Regions from separate parts of the Homo sapiens genome. Here all the other regions are linked to region 2. The links are chromatin contacts, found by Hi-C or POLR2A ChIA-PET in ENCODE. All regions are on one chromosome and are shown on one strand. Each heading gives the region's core, a stretch centred on a gene start or an enhancer-like site at or near the end of the contact. The rest is flanking DNA. Distances are from core to core; before and after follow the strand shown.

Region 1 (2,919 bases), core at 412-2,911, 150 kb before region 2:
GACGCTAGACTCAGCCTCGGGAACAGCATGGCAGTCAGAACTGGTCTCAACACCAGGGTCAACCACGAGGGCTAGCACCAGCCTCCCTAAGGCCCTCCCTCCTCTCGCTCCTGCACTCACCAAAACACCGTGGTGGCTCCGGACAACGGTCACTCCCCGGTGCCTCCCCTTGGGGATGGGGACATGCTCTGAAAAAGTTAAGCCCAGGTGAGGAGGAGGAGGGGACTCTGGGAGGCAGAGACCCGAAGCCAAGGTCAGAGGGCACAGAGCCACCTTGGTCAGGCCCCCATGAGGAACTGTTGGCCACTCAGAGAAGCCTCTAGAAAGCTAGAGCGGGGGCCTTCAAGGTCAGGACTGGACACGTTCAGGGCCGAGTGCCCATCCCCGGGGCTCATTTGCTGACCCTTTCAACACGTGCCCATTGACGTCTGCTCTGTGCCCAGCCTTGTGAGCGTGGTGATGGGCGTCCAGCAACAGCGGATGCCTGCTGCTTTTCCTCAGTGGGTTTGGTCGGGCAGGTGGGTGGAGAAGCACTGCCTGGTGGGTATGTAAGTGCCAAGGAATGTGCAAGATACCGTGGGACTGGCTGTGTGGACCAAGGAACCCCCCAGCCTCACAGACCCATCCTGGGGAATCTTACTGCCCCCAGCCTCAGGGGCAGAAATGGTAGCTCCTTCCTCGTCCTCCCCACTGTCAGCCTCAGGATACTGTCTTATTTTTCAGTCATGGAATCACTCAGTCAACCCTGCTGGACTGAGATTGAGTCTGTTCAACTCAGTGCCTCTCAGACAAGGATTTTTTTTTTTTTTTTTTTTTTTTTTGAGACAGAGTCTTGCTCTGTCGCCCAGGCTGGAGTGCAGTGGCGCAATCTCGGCTCACTGCAAGCTCCGCCTCCCAGGTTCACGCCATTCTCCTGCCTCAGCCTCCTGAGTAGCTGGGACTACGTGTGCCCGTCACCACACCTGGCTAATTTCTTTTTGTATTTTTAGTAGAGACGGGATTTCACCGTGTTAGCTAGGATGGTCTCGATCTCCTGACCCATGATCGGCCCACCTCAGCCTCCCAAAGTGTTGGGATTACAGGCATGAGCCACCGTGCCTGGCAGGATTTTTTTTTTTTAAACAGTCTTGCTCTGTTGCCCAGGCTGGAGTCCAGTGGTGCAATGTCAGCTCACTGTAACCTCCACCTCCTGGGTTCAAGCGATTCTTCTGCCTCAGCCTCCCAAATAGCTGGGATTGTAGGCATGCACCACCACGCCTGGCTGATTTTTGTATTTTTGGTAGAGATGGGGTTTCATCATATTGGCCAGGCTGGTCTCGAACTCTGGACCTCAAATGATCTACCCGCCTTGGCCTCCCAGTGTGCTAAGATTACAGGCGTGAGCCACGGCGCCCAGCCTCAGACAAGACAAGGATTCTATTTATTTATATATATATAGCCAAGAGGTTGTCAGTAAATCTGTGACCTGAGTTTGACTGGGTAGGATGGATAGAGTTTAATGAGTGAATCAGGTTCATTCATTCATTCATTCATTCATTCATTCAAATGGCATTTATTGAGTACCTAATATATGTCAGGCCCCATGCTAGTTACTAGGGTGGCCACAGTTAGACTGAATATGTAGGGGGTGAATTGCACTGAGGTGTGATGACTTGCATCAGGAAGGGCTAGAGTTTCGAATCAGCCACCAACACTAAAAGTGTGAACTTTGTCATACTGGCAACCAAAAGACCTACATTCTCTGAACTGTAGCTTCCTCTCTTATAAATGGCGCGGTTTTGAGGATGAAAACAGAATGACTCAGAGGACTGCCGGGCACAGGGTGGGCACGCAATACGCTGTAGGTATCATTTCTGTTGCTAGGACTGTGTCAGGAAAGGTGGCTGGGGATTAGGATTGGGTTGGGGTGGGACTGGGCATTGGGATGGAATCTTGCTGTGGGTTATGCTGGAGTCTAGGGGTGAACGGGCTGGATGAGGCAGGGCTGGGGTTGGAATGGTTTGAGTTTAGATGAGGGGGATTTTGCTAGAAAGGGGGTCCTGGGGAGCATTCCCTGGAGTTGGGGCTGACTTACCTACAGGATGGCAAAGGATTTCATCCTGGACAAGGGAACATCGATGGAGGGGCCCTGGTGTCCTCTTGGTTCTGGGGCTGGTGACCAGGAGCCTGAGTGGGAGGGGAGGTTGCAAAGCTGAGCTGGCTGATGTTCCTCGTCTTCTCCCTGCCTGCCCAGCACCCTTCCCATTCCAGTTGCCTGCACTCACAAGCTCCCTGTCTGGCCGGCAGATTCCTAGCCCAGACTCTGGATTATGGGGAAGACATTTGCCCAACCTCTGCTTCTACACAGCACCAGGCAGGAAATGGTTAAATGCAACCCCTCTCTGCCTGCTGCCCACCCTGACAAAGAAGGGGTGATACTGATGGTTAATAAAAACTCTGCTCTCTTATGGGGACAGGGATGGGGAGGCCAGAAAACCACCAGCGTTGGGGTTGGTTCTGTTGGGGGCAGTGCTGGCTTCCTCGTGGGCCACCCAGGGGGCCTGCCCTGCCTGGCCTTAGTTCCTGAGAAGAGTACGCTGGTGCCCCTATCCTGTGGGTCAGTCAGAACTGGAGGTTTGGAGGCCGGGCGCGGCGGCTCACGCCTGTAATCCCAGCACTTTGGGAGGCTGAGGCAGGTGGATCATCTGGGGTCAGGACTTTGAGACCAGCCTGATCAATATGGTGAAACCCCGTGTCTACTAAAAATACAAAAATTAGCCGGGCATGGTGGCGTGTGCCTGTAGTCCCAGCTACTCAGGAGGCTGAGGCAGGAGAATTGCTTGAACCTGGGAGGCAGAGGTTGCAGTGAGCGGAGATCACGCCACTGCACTCCAGCCTGGGGGACAGAGTGTGACTTCGTCTCATAAATAAATAAATAAA
Region 2 (3,113 bases), core at 539-3,038:
AGTAGAAAGGATCCACAGCCCCTTGTGATGGTGAGGAAGGAGAAGGCACAGCAGAGGCCTGGGGGTCAGGAGGGCTCAGCTGCAACCCTGGGTTTGCTGCTGACTTGCTGTGGACCTGGAAACCCCACTGCCCCTCTCTGGGCCTCAGTTTCCCTCACAAGCTCAGACATCACAGATGTCAAATTAGTTTCTGAACAAGAGAGAGGAGAGGTCAAGGCTGGGGTCTGGCCCTGGGTCCACCTGGCCGGCTCTGAGGTTCTGGGGACTGGTGGGACAGAAGGAGGGCTCTTTTGGACGCCAGAAGTTTCCGGGGGACTAGGACTTCATGGTCCTTGTTTGGGCCCTGGGTCAGCCTGCCCTGGACTCCATTTAGCAGTTCTGGTTCGGAACCATGGTAAAAATGGGGAGGGTAGAGCTCTCAGAATCACACGGCAAAGGCAGGCAGGGGCTACTGGGCACCCCTAGGACCCCAGCAGGGGCTGAGCCCCCTCCAGTGGCCCTGGGGCCTCCAGGAGACCTCTGCAGAGTCACTGTGAGTGGACAAGATGCACCACACACAGGGGACACACACTGGCCACCCAGACACTTGGCCACAGGGCAGACATGGGCACAGCCATATGTACACATAAGGGTACCCACATGTGGGCACTCAGCACCAGGGACACACACCCAGACACATATAGGCACAGAGCTCCATATGCACACTCACAAGTGTGCCAGCCTCTGCCAGGCCTGTCTTGGCTCCCGAGACAACCATACTGCAGGAGCGTCCCACGCTGCCTCTGATTCTGCACTCCCAGCCCGGTGGGACAGGTCCGGAGATGCCCAGAAAGGAACTATCATCCCTGGGACCAGAACCAATCTCTGTCCTCCGCCTGACATGCCAACATGAAGGCACCAGGTATTCAGAATGTGAGAGTTTCTCTGCTCCGGGGGCCTCAAACGTCCCTGGATGTCCCTTGCTCAGGCAGGGAAGCTGGCAGCAGAGTCTGTCTCTCTCTAACTTGTCATATGGGGTGACGGGTGTGGGGTATGGCCTCTGTGTGTCAGTGGCGGCCTGGTTTGGCAGGCGGTCAGAGGTCGAGGACTCAGTGGCTGTGGTTGGTGGTGCCCTGGCCCTGAACACCACTAACCACTCAAAGGAACCATAACACTGAGCCGGCTCCTCAGAACCCAGAGACTCTGCCTCCTGTTCACCGAAGGCCCCCGGGCAGGGCTTCCCCTCCGGCCTCGTCCCCATCTCAACAGCGAGTTGGCAGGATTTTCTATTCTCGCACAGTGGCTTGCCAGGAAGGCCTTCCCCTGGATGGAGAGGAAGAGGGGCTCGCTGGTGTCACGCAAGGGATGTCAGAGTCTGGAGGACAGGCCCGGGGTAGGGGCTGGTGCAGGCAGCGGGAGGCGCCCGGACTCACCCGATGACGTAGACCAGGACCACCAGCTGGATCAGTCGGAAGATAACGCCCACCTTCTTATTACGCACCAGCACCATGCGGGGGGTGTCATACTCGAAGAGGAAGGCGGCCAGCTCCTCCTGGAACCGCCGTGCCATGGTGGGCCGGCTGGGGCTCAGAACTGAGCCCCCTGCACGGCCTCTGCTCTCAGGGTGAGCCGGGTGCCACCACCCACGTCGATGGTAGAGCTTCTGGGGGCTTCCTGGCCCCTTAGGAAGAGCAGGGCGGTGCAGGTGGAGCCAGAGGACAGGAGCCAGAGGTCAGCTGGAGGCACTTGGGTTGGAGAGAGAATCCCTGGGTGATCAGAGCAGCTCTTGGCCCCTGGAAGGCAACAGACTGCAGGCCAGCCTCGCCCATGGACAAATAAATTCCCAAAGATAGATGGGGCGGGGCTGGTGGGGCCACCCAGGCCCAGCCCCACTGCCCCTCCTGGCTCTGCGTGGGCCTTGTTGGGCCTCCGGAAACAGGAGTTGTTGGCAGGAAACCACAGGCCACCCGTCACAGGGGCAAAGATAAAGCTCTCAGTCGACTCCTCAAGTTATCCTCCCCCCAAAACCTGGCAAGATGGAGCTCTGGCCAGGGCCTGGGGGAAGCTGGAGTCTCCTCAGATTAGGGGACTCCCCGCGACTCCCCTCCACTGCCAAAATGAGACCTCCATCCCCAGCCCCATCCACCACCCTCCACCCTCCCCCACCAGGGTTGGCTGCTTCGTCCCTGGGGGTCTGCAGCGAGCAAGGCAGAGAGGAAGGAGGCTCTGAGTTCCAGCCTGGCCTGTGCCCGGTCAACCTCGGTGCTGAGCTGGCATCTCTATCCCCCAGCTCTCCTCTCCCACTGTCTGTCCTGCCGGGGCCACCATCAGAGGGAGAGAGGTGGCAGGTGCCCAGCCAAGACCAGCACCACATCCGTCACCAGTGCCATGGGGGGCCCAAGACCAGCCGAGAGAGCCTGACCTCGGAGATCCCTGGCTCTGCCACTTCTTGGCTGTGGGGGCTGGGTGTCACCTTGCCTCTCCGAGCCTGCTTCCTCATCTGTAAATTGGGGTAATAAGGGCTGTTCCTTCTAGGTCGAGGCTCACAGGGGATGGGTCTCAGCAACACGGGACAGAGAACTGGAGGCCACCATTGAGTCTGGGGCACAGCACCTCTGCAGTCCCTGCCTTCCCTTCCCACCCCCAGCTCGGGCCCTGAACACAGGGGTTTGGGGTGGGCAGAGGGTCCCACGTTGGCTCCTCAGAGCTGGAGGCCTCCCCAGCCCCACCCCTCGTTTTGAAGATGAGAAAACCAAGCTCAGAGAAGAGAAATGAGTTGCCCAAGCTCACCCGGGGTGGTACTGGAGGTTCAAGCTGGAAGCAGGGGCCTCCCTGGCGAGCCCCCACGGCCCTGTCGTCGGAGCCGCCCCACCCTTAAGGCTGATAAGGAGTCTTCTTGCTGGCGAGCCATGAGCTGGAAGTGCTCTGGGCAGGGAGCCAGGCCCTGGGGCTGGGAATCCCGGCAGCCTGTCTGAATGGGGGTCACCCACAGAGGGCTGCCCATGGCCCCTTCCAGCACCCAGGTCAGTCTCTCCTTGTCAAGTAGATCAGCCTCACCCCTCGCGGAGTTTCTGCTAATCCAGTGGGTGTCATGGGCTTTTCTAAAGAAAATCCAGAGATGCTGGGAGCCAGAA
Region 3 (3,022 bases), core at 434-2,933, 210 kb before region 2:
ATTTAGGTGCATCCTCCTGAACTCTGCTATTAGGACGACGATGCTTCCTGAAGTGATTAAGTTTCCCTAAGCCAGGCACAGTGGCACATGCCCTTAGTCCCAGCTACTGCAGATCACTTGAGCTCAGGAGTTCAAGTCCAGCCTGGGTAACAAGGTGAGACCCCAGTCTCCAAAAGTAAAAGTTAAAAAATTTTAATAGCCAGGTGCAGTGGAGGCTCAAGCCTGTAATCCCAGCACTTTGGGAGGCTGAGGTGGGTGGATCACGAGGTCAGGAGTTCGAGACCAGCCTAACATGGTGAAACCCCGTCTCTACTAAAAATGCAAAAATTAGCTGGGCATGGTGGCGGGTGCCTGTAGTTCCAGCTACTCGGGGGGCTGAGGCAGGAGAATCGCTTGAACCCAGGAGGCGGAGTTTGCAGTAAGCCGAGATCATGCTACTGCACCCCAGCCTGGGCGAAAGAGCGAGACTCTGTCTCAAAAAACAAACAAAGAAAAACAAAACAAAACAAACAAAAATTAATAAAATGAAAGTTTCCCTTGATTCCATATACTGAATCTGTTCCTAGTTCAAGTAATGGTAAAATTCTGGTGCCATTATAATATAATTATGACTAGAAGACCCAGAAAATCTTAACCAAATACCCCTCCTTGTAAATGTATTAGAGATGTGCACAGAATAATGCAGTAGTGCAGATTATTTAAGACTGCAGGAGGCCGGGCGTGGCGGCTCACGCCTGGAATCCCAGCACTTTGGGAAGCCGAGGTGAGCGGATCACTTGAAGTCGGGAGTTCAAGACCAGCCTGGTCAACATGGTGAAACCCAGTCTCTACTAAAAATACAAAAATTAGTTTGGTGTGGTGGCATGCACCTGCAGTCCCAGCTACTCAGGAAGCTGAGGCATGAGAATCGATTGAACCTGGGAGGCGGAGGTTGCAGTGAGCCGAGATCATGCTACTGCACTCCAGCCTGGGAGAAAGAGCAAGACTCTATCTCAAATAAATAAATAAATAAATAAATTAATAAAATGAAAGTTTCCCTTGATTCCATATACTGAATCTGTTCCTAGTTCAAGTAATGGTAAAATTCTGGTGCCATTATAATATAATTATGACTAGAAGACCCAGAAAATCTTAACCAAAAACCCCTCCTTGTAAATGTATTAGAGATGTGCACAGAATAATGCAGTAGTGCAGATTATTTAAGACAGCAGGAGGCCGGGCGTGGCAACTCACGCCTGGAATCCCAGCACTTTGGGAAGCCGAGGTGAGCGGATCACTTGAAGTCGGGAGTTCAAGACCAGCCTGGCCGACATGGTGAAACCCCATCTCTACTAAAAATACAAAAGTTAGTTGGGCGTGGCGGCATGCACCTGCAGTCCCAGCTAATTAGGAAGCTGAGGCATGAGAATCGATTGAACCCAGAAGGCGGAGGTTGCAATGAGCCGAGATCGCACCACTGCACTCCAGCATGAACGAGAGCGAGACCCTGTCTCAAAAAAACAAAACAAAACAAAAAAAACTGCTGTTCCCTCCAATAACTGCATCCAAAGTTCAGCGGGTCCCAGCTCAGTCCTTTTCTGGGTAGCAGAGTGGCCCTATGGCATGACTCACTGTTCTTGGATCTATGCAAGCTCTACCATTTCCTGTCCCAGGCAGAGGGTGAAAAGGAAATGAGAAAGGCCTAGCACCTAAAAGGCAGCTTGTAGAAGAAAGACCGGCTGGGAAAGTACCCCATGTGCTTTCTGTTCTCCTTTGCCCTGGTACAGGATAGTGAGTGCAGATTCGAATAACCTGTTTCTCTCATGATACCATCTGAACTTTGGAGGGATGAAACCAATGAAACCAAGCAGGTGTGAAAACCTAAATTGGCCACGTTATTTAGACCTCATTCAATTACGAGAAAAGGTTACTCCACAGGGCTGAGCCCAGCACTCATTCTTTTTTTTTTTTTTTTTTTTTTTTTTTTTTGAGACGGAGTCTCGCTCTGTCACCCAGGCTGGAGTGCAGTGGCGCGATCTTGGCTCACTGCAAGCTCTGCCTCCCGGGTTCAAGCGATTCTCCTGCCTCAGCCTCCAGAGTAGCTGGGATTACAGGCACCCACCACCACGCCCAGCTAATTTTGTATTTTTAATGAAGATGGGGTTTCTCCATGTTGGTCAGGCTGCTCTCAAGCTCCCGACCTCAGGTGATCTGCCCACGTCGGCGCCTCCCGAAGTGCTGGGATTACAGGCGTGAGCCACTGCGCCCGGCCTCATTATTTATTTATTTATTTATTTTTTTGAGACAGGGTCTCGCTCTGTTGCCCAGGCTGGAGTGCAGTGGCACGATCTCGTCTCACTGCAAACTCTGCCTTCTGGGTTCAAGCGATTCTCATGCCTCAGCCTCCTGAGTAGCTGGGACTACAGGTGTATGCCACAGACCTTGGCCCAAGCCATAGCATATGAATTTGTAAAATCTAACCATGTCGCACTTAAAAGTGTCTTCCTCCTCATTAAGTAGTTCCTGATGTAGTTCCCCCGATTACAGCTGCCTTGCTCTAACGCCAATTGGATCAGCACGACTCAGTAAGTCAATAACAAACAGGCTTCCCAGTGACGATGGAAGTGGGGTCTTATTTGCAATTTTAAAAAGTATAAAAAGCAGGGGCTTTTATATAATATGAAAACTTGGACACAACTCCTGAGCACAACAGGAAAATAAGTAAGCAAACTTACCTGTGTGTTTTCCCTCAAAGGCAAATTCCACTGAAACAACCCAAGAGTTACAAGGAAGGGGAAAAGCCTGTGGCAGCATTGGAAAACAGAGAACAATATCATCAAGTGACCGATAGCACAGACGGATTTCTGAACGAAATGAAGATGATGGAATCAGATCAACAGGGAAGCAGATGGTGCCCAACAGCCTAGTGATGTAACACTGGCAAGGTACGGGGCTCCATGAGAGGTGAATGGGCTGCTCCAACCAAGCCCTAGAAACTACCCAAAGGCAGAGCAGCCGGGGCTGGGATAACAGGCAGGTGTGA
Region 4 (2,743 bases), core at 61-2,560, 240 kb after region 2:
CGCCGTACCCCTATATCCACGACTCAGCTCCGTACCCCTATATCCACATGACTCAGCTCCGTACCCCTATAATCCACATGACTCAGCTCCGTACCCCTATATCCACGACCCAGCTCCGTACCCCTATAATCCACATGACTCAGCTCCGTACCCCTGTATCCACATGACTCAGCGCCGTACCCCTGTATCCACGACTCGGCTCCATACCCCGATATCCACGACTCGGCTCTGTGCCCCTATATCCACAACTCAGCGCTGTACCCCTACATTCACGCAACTCAGCTCCGTACCCCTATAATCCACTTTACTCAGTGCCGTACCCCTATAATCCACATTACTCAGCGCTGTACCCCTATATCTACATGACTCAGAGCCTTACCCCATATCCATGTGACTCAGCTCCTCACCCCTATATCCACGTGACTCAGCACCATGCCCCTATAATCCACTTTACTCAGCGCTGTACCCCTATATCCACCGCACCTAGCGTGTGGGAAGTTCGTGCAGAGTTGTTTCTTTTTTTGAGACAGGGTCTTACTCTGTTGCCCAGGCTGGAGTGCAGTGGCGTGATCATAGCTCACTGCAGCCTTGACCTCCCGGGCTCAAAAAGATTCTGCCACTTCAGCCTCCCGAGTAGCTGGGATGATGGGCACGTACCAGCATGCCCGGCTAGTTTTTTATTTTTGTAGAGATGGGGTTTTACCTTGTTGCCCAGCCTGGTCTCCAACTCCTGGGCTCAAGCAATCTGCCCACCTCGGCCTCCCAAAGTGCTGGGATTACAGGCGTGAGCCACCGCACTTTTTGGAGATAAGGCAATAAAGGCACATAGAACTTAAGTCACTGAGCATGGACCTGAGCCTAGAACTCAAAGCTCTGGATGCCTGATTCGGTGCCATTTTCACTCCTCCATATTTCTGTATGTCTCTGCCCTCCCTGGGGCAGGACCAGGAGCAGACAGAAAGAAGAGCTGAAATTAGGATTTTCTTCTGAGTTCTAGGCAGTCCCTGAGCTCAGTGCTGAGACTTCTCTATTAACCAGAAACAGCCCCCAACTCCATGCTAACTGGAAACTAGTTACTGCCCATGATTTAGTCCTCCTTAGTCATTCAGCAAATAACTTACCAAGAACCTACTATGTGCCAGGCATCACGTTAGGGTTGGGTGGTCGAGGAAGCAAGGCTTCCGACCTCAGGGGGCTTATAGTATGGTGGAATAAACCCAGTAGAGCAGCCAGAGGCTGTCCTTGCGGTAGGAATGCAGGGAGAGTGTGAGGGCCAGGTCCCAAGATGTTCTGATCCTTCAAAAAACAAACAAACAAAAAGGAGCATTAGTCATTCCAGCCAGCTGCGGGCTCTGGCCGTGCCTAGAGGGTACCTGATCTCTGACTGATGCAAGAGCCCTGCGTGCAGGCTCCAGGACAGACTTGGCTGGCTTCAGCAGCCTGCTCTGTTCCTTGCTCAGTTGAGAATTCATTTCCTTTTTGATACTTACCTTATGGTACTTACCTTCCTACTTAATCTGGTAACACATCTCTCATGTCAGGGCAAAGGATTCAGCAAAGAATTAGGTTCAGCAAGAGTAGGTTGTCATTTTAATGGCCTGAAGGGCTCAGCCATGAGAAGCTGGTAATTACTGGAGAAATGCCTGGCCTTTCCCTCTCCAGTACAGGTGGCCCTGGGCAAAACCATGGGGGAGGAAGGGCAAGGCCCTGATGGAAGCCACAGATAAGCTCAGCTTAGGCTGAGCATGCAGTTAGACTTGCTGGCAGAAGGAAGGGAAGGAGAAAACATACATATTGGGCAACTATGCTGGGCCAGGCCTTGTTCTCATTTAATCTCTATGCCTGCCTTGAGAAGTTCCCATTTTATGGCCCAGAAAAGGGGCATAAATATCTCCCCACCTCTTCTAATAGTTACATCAACCGTCGGGTGACAGAGCTGGGCTTTGTGATGCGAGTCTGATCTCTGCCACACCAGTGAGCACAGTGTCAAGGCAAAGCCTTTGCAGCTGCACTCCACTCCAACATTGTGAAGGAGGCCGGGCGCTTATAATCCCAGCACTTTGGGAGCCCAAGGTGGGCGGATCTCTTGAAGCCAGGAGTTCGATGGAGGCCAGCCCGGCCAACATGGTGAAACCCCATCTCTACTAAAATACAAAAATTAGCTGGGTGTGGTGGTACGCATCTGCAGTCCTAGCTACTGGGGAGGTGGAGGCTGCAGTGAGCCGAGATCACACCACTGCACTCCAGCCTGGGCGACAGAGAGAGACTCTCCCAAAACAAACAAACAAAACCCAAAAATAAAGAAGTCATCTTGAAAGAAGTTTCAACATTTGCCTTTTCATTCTGAGATTACAGTTTTCTATAAACATCTAAGAGTGAAGAGTCTGACGTTTTTTGGTCACAGCTGAGCCACTGCGTGACCCCCGCCCCGCCCCACACTCACTTTGCTCTAGGCAAAGCTGTACTCTGAAAGCTGGCCCCAATGGGGAGGTTAGGACTGTGCCTGCTCAGAAGTCTGTGGGTGCCTCAGAGAAGGGCAACAACCCTAGGCTGGACCCTAGCCTTGAGAGTACTTCCTACTGCCAGAGCCCCCAGATTTCTTCCGGTGGCAGCAGATACTGCCAGAAGAGCCTGCGGTGCACACACCAGAATCCGGGTACTTGGATGAGAAGGACACATTACTGATCACCTTCCTCCAGGCAACCCTGTCAGTTAAGGACTACAGTCCCGCCCCCATTATGTA

The links. A loop is a pair of places that touch in the nucleus more often than their neighbours do. ChIA-PET counts read pairs that join two places held with the same protein, here RNA polymerase II (POLR2A). Pooled maps may share reads with other maps.
Region 1: a loop to region 2 is called in a pooled map, with 8 times the contacts of the local background. The contact joins the enhancer-like site here to the promoter of P2RX1 in region 2. A Hi-C loop is called at or near these places in 1 of 168 maps with a recorded cell type or tissue (B cell), 1 of 37 single-sample maps with no recorded cell type and 5 of 50 pooled maps. POLR2A ChIA-PET finds 5 or more read pairs at or near these places in 2 of 52 experiments (H1 and MCF 10A).
Region 3: a loop to region 2 is called in a pooled map, with 4 times the contacts of the local background. The contact joins the enhancer-like site here to the promoter of P2RX1 in region 2. A Hi-C loop is called at or near these places in 7 of 37 single-sample maps with no recorded cell type and 8 of 50 pooled maps. POLR2A ChIA-PET finds 5 or more read pairs at or near these places in 3 of 52 experiments (B cell, OCI-LY7 and PC-9).
Region 4: a pooled map shows a loop between it and region 2 (2.9-fold over the local background). The contact joins the enhancer-like site here to the promoter of P2RX1 in region 2. A Hi-C loop is called at or near these places in 1 of 37 single-sample maps with no recorded cell type and 4 of 50 pooled maps. POLR2A ChIA-PET finds 5 or more read pairs at or near these places in 2 of 52 experiments (activated T-cell and endothelial cell of umbilical vein).

Annotation. Positions count from the first base shown.
Region 1 is chr17:3,761,795-3,764,713 of GRCh38, forward strand. ITGAE (integrin subunit alpha E) reads right to left here. Exons shown (of 31, transcript NM_002208.5): 3 at 2,075-2,166; 4 at 121-188. Among named protein-coding and RNA genes, the nearest start is that of ITGAE, 38 kb to the right of the region's middle. RefSeq lists an enhancer at 1,885-1,984. Within about 2 kb of position 1,662, at least 4 of the 41 ENCODE cell types and tissues checked have a DNase peak (open chromatin) inside an H3K27ac peak, as active enhancers do.
Region 2 is chr17:3,914,677-3,917,789 of GRCh38, forward strand. It overlaps P2RX1 (purinergic receptor P2X 1), which reads right to left and starts at 1,789. Exons shown (of 12, transcript NM_002558.4): 1 at 1,413-1,789. The coding sequence starts at 1,549. RefSeq lists enhancers at 101-170, 893-962.
Region 3 is chr17:3,709,433-3,712,454 of GRCh38, forward strand. It overlaps a transcript of P2RX5 not described here. Among named protein-coding and RNA genes, the nearest start is that of HASPIN, 13 kb to the right of the region's middle. RefSeq lists a silencer at 1,390-1,590. Within about 2 kb of position 1,684, at least 10 of the 41 ENCODE cell types and tissues checked have a DNase peak (open chromatin) inside an H3K27ac peak, as active enhancers do; they include B cell, OCI-LY7 and PC-9, where a contact is called at or near this core.
Region 4 is chr17:4,160,086-4,162,828 of GRCh38, forward strand. No RefSeq gene overlaps it. Among named protein-coding and RNA genes, the nearest start is that of CYB5D2, 18 kb to the left of the region's middle. Within about 2 kb of position 1,311, at least 14 of the 41 ENCODE cell types and tissues checked have a DNase peak (open chromatin) inside an H3K27ac peak, as active enhancers do.